Regions from separate parts of the Homo sapiens genome. Here region 1 is linked to region 2. A link is a contact called in ENCODE Hi-C or POLR2A ChIA-PET data. All regions are on one chromosome and are shown on one strand. Each heading gives the region's core, a stretch centred on a gene start or an enhancer-like site at or near the end of the contact. The rest is flanking DNA. Distances are from core to core; before and after follow the strand shown. Region 1 has its middle 34 kb from the start of RASSF8. Region 2 has its middle 45 kb from the start of MIR4302.

Evidence for each region. A loop is a pair of places that touch in the nucleus more often than their neighbours do. ChIA-PET counts read pairs that join two places held with the same protein, here RNA polymerase II (POLR2A). Pooled maps may share reads with other maps.
Region 1: a map of PC-3 shows a loop between it and region 2 (6-fold over the local background). The contact joins two enhancer-like sites. A Hi-C loop is called at or near these places in 3 of 168 maps with a recorded cell type or tissue (A673, PC-3 and endothelial cell of umbilical vein) and 2 of 50 pooled maps. POLR2A ChIA-PET finds 5 or more read pairs at or near these places in 1 of 52 experiments (WTC11).

Annotation. Positions count from the first base shown.
Region 1 is chr12:25,922,491-25,926,596 of GRCh38, forward strand. No RefSeq gene overlaps it. Among named protein-coding and RNA genes, the nearest start is that of RASSF8, 34 kb to the right of the region's middle. Within about 2 kb of position 2,366, at least 4 of the 41 ENCODE cell types and tissues checked have a DNase peak (open chromatin) inside an H3K27ac peak, as active enhancers do; they include PC-3 and endothelial cell of umbilical vein, where a contact is called at or near this core.
Region 2 is chr12:25,827,128-25,831,166 of GRCh38, forward strand. No RefSeq gene overlaps it. Among named protein-coding and RNA genes, the nearest start is that of MIR4302, 45 kb to the right of the region's middle. Within about 2 kb of position 2,289, at least 5 of the 41 ENCODE cell types and tissues checked have a DNase peak (open chromatin) inside an H3K27ac peak, as active enhancers do; they include PC-3 and endothelial cell of umbilical vein, where a contact is called at or near this core.

The DNA of each region.
Region 1 (4,106 bases), core at 1,116-3,615, 95 kb after region 2:
ATCATGTCAGTCAATAGAATCAATTGCCATGAAATTCATTGATTGGTTTGTTGGATAAACTTAGAGCTAAAGACTCTGAAAGTTGGAAAAGATGTTAGAGATCTCCTGGTCCAGTAATAAATGACTAAAGGATTGCAGTAAATATCATAAAAGGCATTTCTGACAGTCGGTGTAGGAACTTGGTTTGTATACCATGACACACAGCAGGATCACTCTGTCACAAGGCCATCTGTTCCACTATTGATAACAGATTTTTTTGTTATGCTGAAAACTACTGGACTGTAATTTCCACCAGCTTTTAAAGTCTGTCCTGCAGATCAATTGAACAAACCTTCAAATATCAGACGACACCTTTGATTCCACTTCTGCCTTATTTTACTAAGCTAAACATCTTCAGTATATGTTATTAATTCATTTAAATGATGATGAATCATCTTAAAAGTCAGGTAACACTTTACATTTTTTTTCAGTGCTTTATGTACATTATCTCATTTTACCTTTATAATAAATCTCTGAATGCTATACAACAGGTATTTTAAAACTTAACTTGCTCAAGATCATACACCTGGTTTATGACAGAATATAGACTAGAAGCTTGATCTCTTCACTTTCTTCCTATCTTTGTTCTTAAATGAGAATTTATAAACTAGACTGAACAATAAATGTAGTGAATATTTAAAAGAAGGAAATTTTGAAGGCATTCCACTAATACCTAGAAAACATCAAGAAAACACATTTATGGTAACATACATTTCTGAATGTTTCCAAGTGTCAATTATTTATTCATTTATTTATTTATTTATTTACTTATTTATTTGAGACTGAGCCTCACTGTCACCCAGGCTGGAATGCAGTGGCGCGATCTCAGCTCACTGCAACCTCTGCCTCCTGGGTTCAAGCATTCTCCTGCCTCAGTCTCCCAGTAACTAGGATTACAGGCGCTTAACACAACACATGGCTAATTTTTTGTATTTTTAGTAGAGACGGGGTTTCACCATGTTGGCCAGGCTGGTCTTGAACTCCTGACCTCAAGTGATCCACCCACCTCGGCCTCCCAAAATGCTGGGATTACAGGCATGAGCCACCGCGCCTGGCCTAAGAATTTCGTATGTCTTTACAACTTCAAGAGGAGATATTAAAATAGTTTCTCTTCTCTTTTTATCTAAAAGTTTTGACCAAACGACAGCTTTGGGTTCAGGTTCAGGTTTGAGTTGAAGTTCAAATTTTCTGATCATCTCAACTGTAAGATAATATACTCAAATAAACCGTTCTGGCTTGCTAAATAAAACTAGAATTTTTCGAGGTTTTGTTTGTTTGTTTGTTTGTTTGTTTGAGACAGGGCCTTGCTCTGTTGCCCAGGCTGGAATGCAGTGGCATGATCTCAGCTCACTGCAGCCTCGACTTCCTGGGACCAAGCAATCCTTCCAACTCAGCCTCCTAAGTAGCTAGGACTACAGGCATGCACCATCACGCCCAGCTAATTTTGTTTTTTGTAGGTATGAGGTCTCACTCTTGCCCAGGCTGGTCTCAAACTTCTGGACTCAAGCAATCCTTCTGTCAAAAGCCTCCCAAAGTGTTGGGATTGCAGGCGTGAGCTACCATGATGGCCTCTTTGAGTAGCATTTTTTTTTTTAGAAATGTGAAGGTTCTAGGACTTCTGGTGCTTCAGTCAATTCAACCATTTTCTTGCTATTTCTCCCGTACCCATCTTCATCCACTCTTATTCACTGAGCTCCTGGGCATCTTCTGGTTCATCTTCTGCGTTCTTGGCAAAGAATATCAGAATTCAAACATTTTTCCTTAAACTATAATAACAGCAACCAAAGCCCACTATAAATGTAAAACTTCATCTGTTGGGATAAAATCTTTAGAACTAAATATAAAGCACTCAAGAAGCAGCAGTAGTTAATGGTATGTAATTAAAATATCAACTTTAAAATGTACCTCCGGGGACATTTTAACAAAGTCCAATTTAAAGAATTTTCACTGTGCCAAGGAGGTGTTCTATTGAGCCTTAGTAGATTGAAAAATCAACTGCTGAGATCTCGCCATGAGGTAAGCCTGCTCTGCATGCCATTGTAAGTGGAAGTCCTGGAGCAAAATCCAGCACTGTCACGGCAGGCCTGCAGGAGACTGCAGAGGCTCTCAACTTCTATGGGGCCAGGAGCACAAACCTTTGATGATGGGATGCGTTGGGACTCACGGCTGGACAGCAGGCTAGACCAGGGGAAATATTAGCCTGACTACACATCCTGTTTAAACAGAAGGGTTCTGCTCTATCATTTCCTTTTTCCTTTCATGAATGTGTCCAAATGCCAATTTAAGCCATGTTCCTAAGAAATAAACTAACAGACATCAGTATATAGAAAATGAAAACTAGTCATTATGCCCTCTGGCTACAAAATATTCACAATTAAAGAGGAAGCATAGGCCAGGCACGGTGACTCACGCCTGTAATCCCAAAACTTTACGAGGCTGAGGCTGGTGGATCACCTGAGGTCAGGAGTTTGAGATCAGCCTGGCGAACATGGTGAAACCCTGTCTCTACTAAGAATACAAAAATTAGCTGGGTGTGGTGGGGCGTGCCTGTAATCCCAGCTACTTGGGAAACCGAGGCAAGAGAATCGCTTGAACCCAGGAGGCGAAAGTTGCAGTGAGCCCAGATTGCACCATTGCACTCCAGCCTGGGTGACATAGTGAGACTCCGTCTCAAAAAAAAAAAAAGAGGAAGCATACTGAGAAGCCATATATAAAATGTAGACCATTCAGCCTCTACTTGGGACATCGACCCAGCCACCAGCCAGGCCCATTTCCAATGTTCAATCTTGCTAGCAATGAACACTTGTTGAGTACCAGCTAGTCAAGTTACCATGCTACTGAGACAGTATGTGGTTCTTTCATCCGCATCTTCCTGGTAAAGAATTCTCACTTTTTAAAATACCATTCCCAGCTGGGCACAGTGGTTCACACTTGTAATCTCAACATTTTGGAAGGCTGAAGTAGGAGGACTGCTTGAGCCTCGGAGGTCAAGGCTACAATGAGCCAAGATCGTGCCAGTGCACTACAGCCTAGGTAACAGAGTGAGACTCTGTCTCAGAAAAAAGGAAGGAAGGAAGGAAGGAAGGAAGGAAGGAAGGAAGGAAGGAAGGAAGGAAGGAAGGAAGGACAAAAGAAGAAATTTTAAAAATAAAACATAAAATAGGCCAGGTGCGGTGGCTCACGCCTGTAATCTCAGCAATTTGGGAGACCGAGGCAGGCAGATTACTTGAAGTCAGGAGTTCCAGACTAGCCTGGCCAACATGGTGAAATCCCATCTGTACTAAAAATACAAAAAATTACCTGGGTTTGGTGGTGGGTGCCTGTAATCCCAGCTACTTTGGAGGCTGAGGCAGGAGAATCACTTGAACCCAGGAGGTAGAGGTTGCAGTGAGCTGAGATCGCACCACTGCACTCTAGCCTGGGGAACAGAGTAAGACTCCTTCTCAAACGTAAATAAAACAATAAAATAAAATAATACAGTAAATGCCATTCCCCACTCCTCAATCTCAGGTGTGTTTTCCTTTGAGAGCAACAGAATCATTGAACGAAAGGAGGCTTTAGAGTGAAGCAGCCTGCTTTTCACTTAGATTCTCCCACCTGTAAGGTTTTTATTCCCAGCTCCTGATGTTTCTTTGTTATCTGGAGACCTCACTTAGTGTAACACTCCTGGCTTCTTCACTCCCTTACCACTCTGCCTCAGGAAATGAGGAGCCGGTTATTTGGTTGGTACATTTGAGAAGAGTCAGTAGGGCTTGCAGAGCCCAGCCCTTGACATACTCTCCTTGCTTGAGGAATGGCCACAATAAAGCAGATGTTTGGCCGGGCGTAGTGGCTAACACCTGTAATCCCAGCACTTTGGGAGGCCAAGGCAGGAGGATCAGCTGGGGTCAGGAGTTCGAGACCAGCCTGGCCAACACGGCGAAACTCTCTATTAAAAACATAAAAATTAGCATGGTAGCATGTGCCTGTAGTTCCAGCTACTCAGGAGGCTGAGGCAGGAGAATCACTTGAACCTGGGAGGTGGAGGTTGCAGTGAGCCAAAATTGTGCCACGGCATTCCAGCCTGG
Region 2 (4,039 bases), core at 1,039-3,538:
TCCATTTAACCATGATATTAAAGATATTCAATTTATTATTTATTTTACTAATGGCTTATTTAAAATCACTTGTATATATCCCTTATGTTTGGGTCAATATTATCTCTCTTAGATTATGCACCTTCACGGGTGGGTAACAAGGTACCAGCAAGTGTTACAGTGCTTTGTGAAGTATTTGCCCAGGAATGTGGATGATCATGGTGTTGAGATGTTCTGGGTAGATAGTCCCAATTCAATACCATGTATCACACCACATGCCAAAACTTTCAAGGTTAAGATAAGCCCAGGTTTATACATGGGCCATATTGTTGAAAGTTGAGAAGTTGGAAATAAGAATTTTCAGGTGCCTTTTCCTGTATGACTGGAACAAAAGTTGTTCCCATCTAATTTCCTGGAGTGTACAGCCCTTGAGTCCCATAGACTCAAGCCCATCTCAGAGGCCAATGTCAAAAAAATTATTTTTTTCTTGCTGTTGAATATGAATTTTTAATTTTGATTAATAATCGATATATTTGTTCAAGTAAAAGAAAGTCTTCTTCCTCATTCATTGCATTCAATTGTTTTTGTAATGTTGCCAGGTGTGGTTGTACGTGCCTATAGTCACAGCTACTTGAGAGACTGAGGTGGGAGGATCACTTGAGCCTGGGAGGTCGAGGTTGCAGTGAGCTATGATGGCACCATTGCACTCCATCATAAGTAACAGACCGAGACCTTGTCCAAAAAACAAAAAATGTTGACCTCTCTTGGCTCTCTAAATTTAAATACAAACCTTGTGAATTTCCATACTGTTTTTAAAACGGGGGGACTTTAATCAAAGCAGAAAACTTTGCTTCAGAAATAAATCTTGGGAATGTAAACATAAGCATATTTTATCCTTTTTGTTAATAAAAAACATTTCTAAGTACTGTAGTCTTGGCTACAGACTGAAAATAGTCTCTAACATCTTTTAAAATGTTTTGTTTCTTTTTTACTCTATGTCATTAGGTACATTATCTTTGATTCCAGATAACAAAAGTGAAGCAGTACGACAGTGAGGGAATCATTTTCTGATATTTCCAGGATCATCACAATCAACTCGGGGAACTCAGTGTGCAGAAGCCCTGCAGGAGGGAAGGGGCTGTCACTCATCAGTGGTGTCATTCAGACCTTTGCCCCGGACTTCACCGGCAAAATCCCTGTCAGGTCTTTTTCCCTCCTTCTGGATTCCAGTTAAAGTTTGTGGCCAAAATATGCAGTGACAGATGGCTCATGTCATTGCTGTAATGTCAGCCTTTGGGTCTCCGAGGGGATGACTCCAGGAATAGAAAGTGGAGCACATACAGGAGTGGATGTAAAACAGAATCTAAGACAAGCAGGGTCCTCCAGTTCTCAGAGGAATCAGGAACTTCCCTTCTAAACTCATCTAACAACAGGGAGCAGCCCCTTCTCTCTCTCAATGTGCATAGACTGAGACTTGTGCATAGACTTGTGCATAGACTGAGACTTGGGTTCGGTACCTCCTCTGAGCCTTAGCAGCTTGATTTTGAACCTGCTCCTCAATTTTCTCATAAGTAAAATGGGCATCATCATTGTACTTATCTTCTGAGATTCTTGTGGGGTCTAAATAACATCTGAAATGAATTTAGCTAAGTGCTCTGCCCTAGCTAAGCACTCAATAAATGGTAATGCTACTTTCCTCCCACTATTAACTTGGTTTTATATGAAAAAACAATGCATAATTTAACATAAAACAAGAGGCAAAACATAGAAACCCTACTAATTGAAATGTTGTTTTGTTAAAATTCCCAATTCAGATGGGACTTAGACTAAATTAGACTAAAGCCAGCATTTCATTGTGTTATTATAGAACCAGAGGGTTTTCCCACTGAAACAGGCCTGGAGAGACAATTAGTTTTTCATTTCACAGTTGAGGTCTCTAAAGCTAAGAGAGATTGTGGTCTGCCCATAGTTAGATCTAAGAAGCTTCCCTGATAAAATTTCCCATGTTGACCATTGGAATTGGCTCTAATTTTCCATTTTTGTTTGCTTCCTTTTTTGAGAAAACATGTAAAGTTTTCTATCACATGCATTTACAAAGCTATAAGTTATGAAGGATCCTGTTTTTCTCTAATTTGGTATATCCTGATCTTTTCCCTAGAGGTCTGTGTTGGTGCTGCTGTTTTCCAGTTTGTCAGTTTGTCTTGGCATCAGTGCCTCACCATTTGGCACCTGACTCAACATAGTTTTACCACCATTATCTAAACAGTACCACCCCATCTGAATGTATTTCACAACTGGTCGTCTCCGTGCCATGCCTCTGCCTGGGTCTGCTTTCCATTACGTTACCCAACCATCTGCTCCAAAAGAATGTCAGGAGGAAGTGATGCTGCTTTGTGCAGTGTGTTAAAATCTTGACCTTTACTTGGGTTTAGTCACTGTGCATCACTGGATTCCTAACTTTTTTTCTTCAAGATTCTTTCCACACTGAGAGCCACGCAAAGTTCATCAGATTCATATTTTCTGAAATATCCTCATAAGCCTCCTCACCTATGATTAATTTGAGTGTAATACCAATTATAGTTAATTACTGGGTGCCAGAATCTTTACATACATGACTTTTAATTCTTATAATAGCCCTATGTGTTCCGAAGTGCTATTATCCCTGTTTTATGGATATAGAAACTGAGAATCGGGGGATTTAACTGACTTCCCCAAGAACCCACAGTAAGTGGCTGCCTTTCCCACTAAGCCAAGATGCCCAGGAGGTGCCTTTGAAGGGCACAACAGTTGTTCTCAAATGTTGGCATGCATAAAGTTGCCTGGCATTATTAAAAGTACACCCCATAGAAGCTGGGTGCAGGGGCTCACACCTGTAACCCCCACTACTCAGAGGACTGAAGCAGAAGAATCACTTGAGCCCAGGAGTTCAAGTCCAACCTGGGCAACATAAGGAGAGCCCCTTTCTTTAAAAAGTGTAGCTCATAGAGTCTATCGCTTAAATTCCAGGCTCTTTTCCCCAATTCTGATTCCATGGGTGGACCCAGGCTCTGTTTTTTCTGCACACTTTCCTGGAGATTCTGATGCAGACCATCTGTGCAGCACATCAGCTCAGGTGAGCCACAGCTTGGCTCTGCATCCCCAGCTATGCACCAGCTCCAACTGAAGCACCACATTTCCTCCCTTCCTTCTGCTTAAAGCCATAAATTAACCAAGTGCTGAGATTCGCTTTTATAATAAAACGTAAGCTCAATGAGGTTTTCCGGAATTCAGGTTTTGTTGGAGGCAGACATCTAGCCTGGGGATTAATAGAACTGGTTTCTTTGTCTCTTCCCCTTACTGACTTTTTGTATGTCATTTGATAAAATAACCTCATTGTGTTTTTATTCTTCTCCTCTGTAAATGGAATGTGAAAATCCATGTCTACTACACACCATAAAAGACTCTAAGGAGGAAAAACGTATCCGTGAGAGTTGCACGCAAATCTCCATGCAGAGATCATGGTGTGAGTCCTCAGGATCAAATTACTCTCTTATACGTGTTGGACATGTTGATTTAATCATGGTTGCTATTTACTTCACAAAATACAAGGGATAACACATTTGGTTGGAATTTGTGAGACTTGAACGCACTATCTTGCAATGCACGGGTTTTGTACTCTTGGGAGAGTTATTTATTGTCTATGTACCTCATCGTCTTAGTGTGTGAAATGAAAATAGTAATACTATTATCAACTTCATGGGGTTGTGTCACTTAGTGCTTTGCATAACTGAACTATAACAAATTGCTTAGTCCAAATATTTTCATTCTCAATAGCCTGGCTTCAAATTATTGACAATATCAGCATATTCATTCTTAAGTACGTGCTATACTTGCTGCAATATTAGGTGCTACAGAAAACAAATATGCCATTGTCCTTGCTCTTAGGAGAGTTACATTGAAGTAGATGGATGCTCTTACCTGATACCTAAAGCAACTGACTTGGGGGGGATTTTTGCCATGTGTAGTTAAGGATGAAAAGCCAGATGCAGAAAAATATATATAATATAATGTTAGTTTTTAA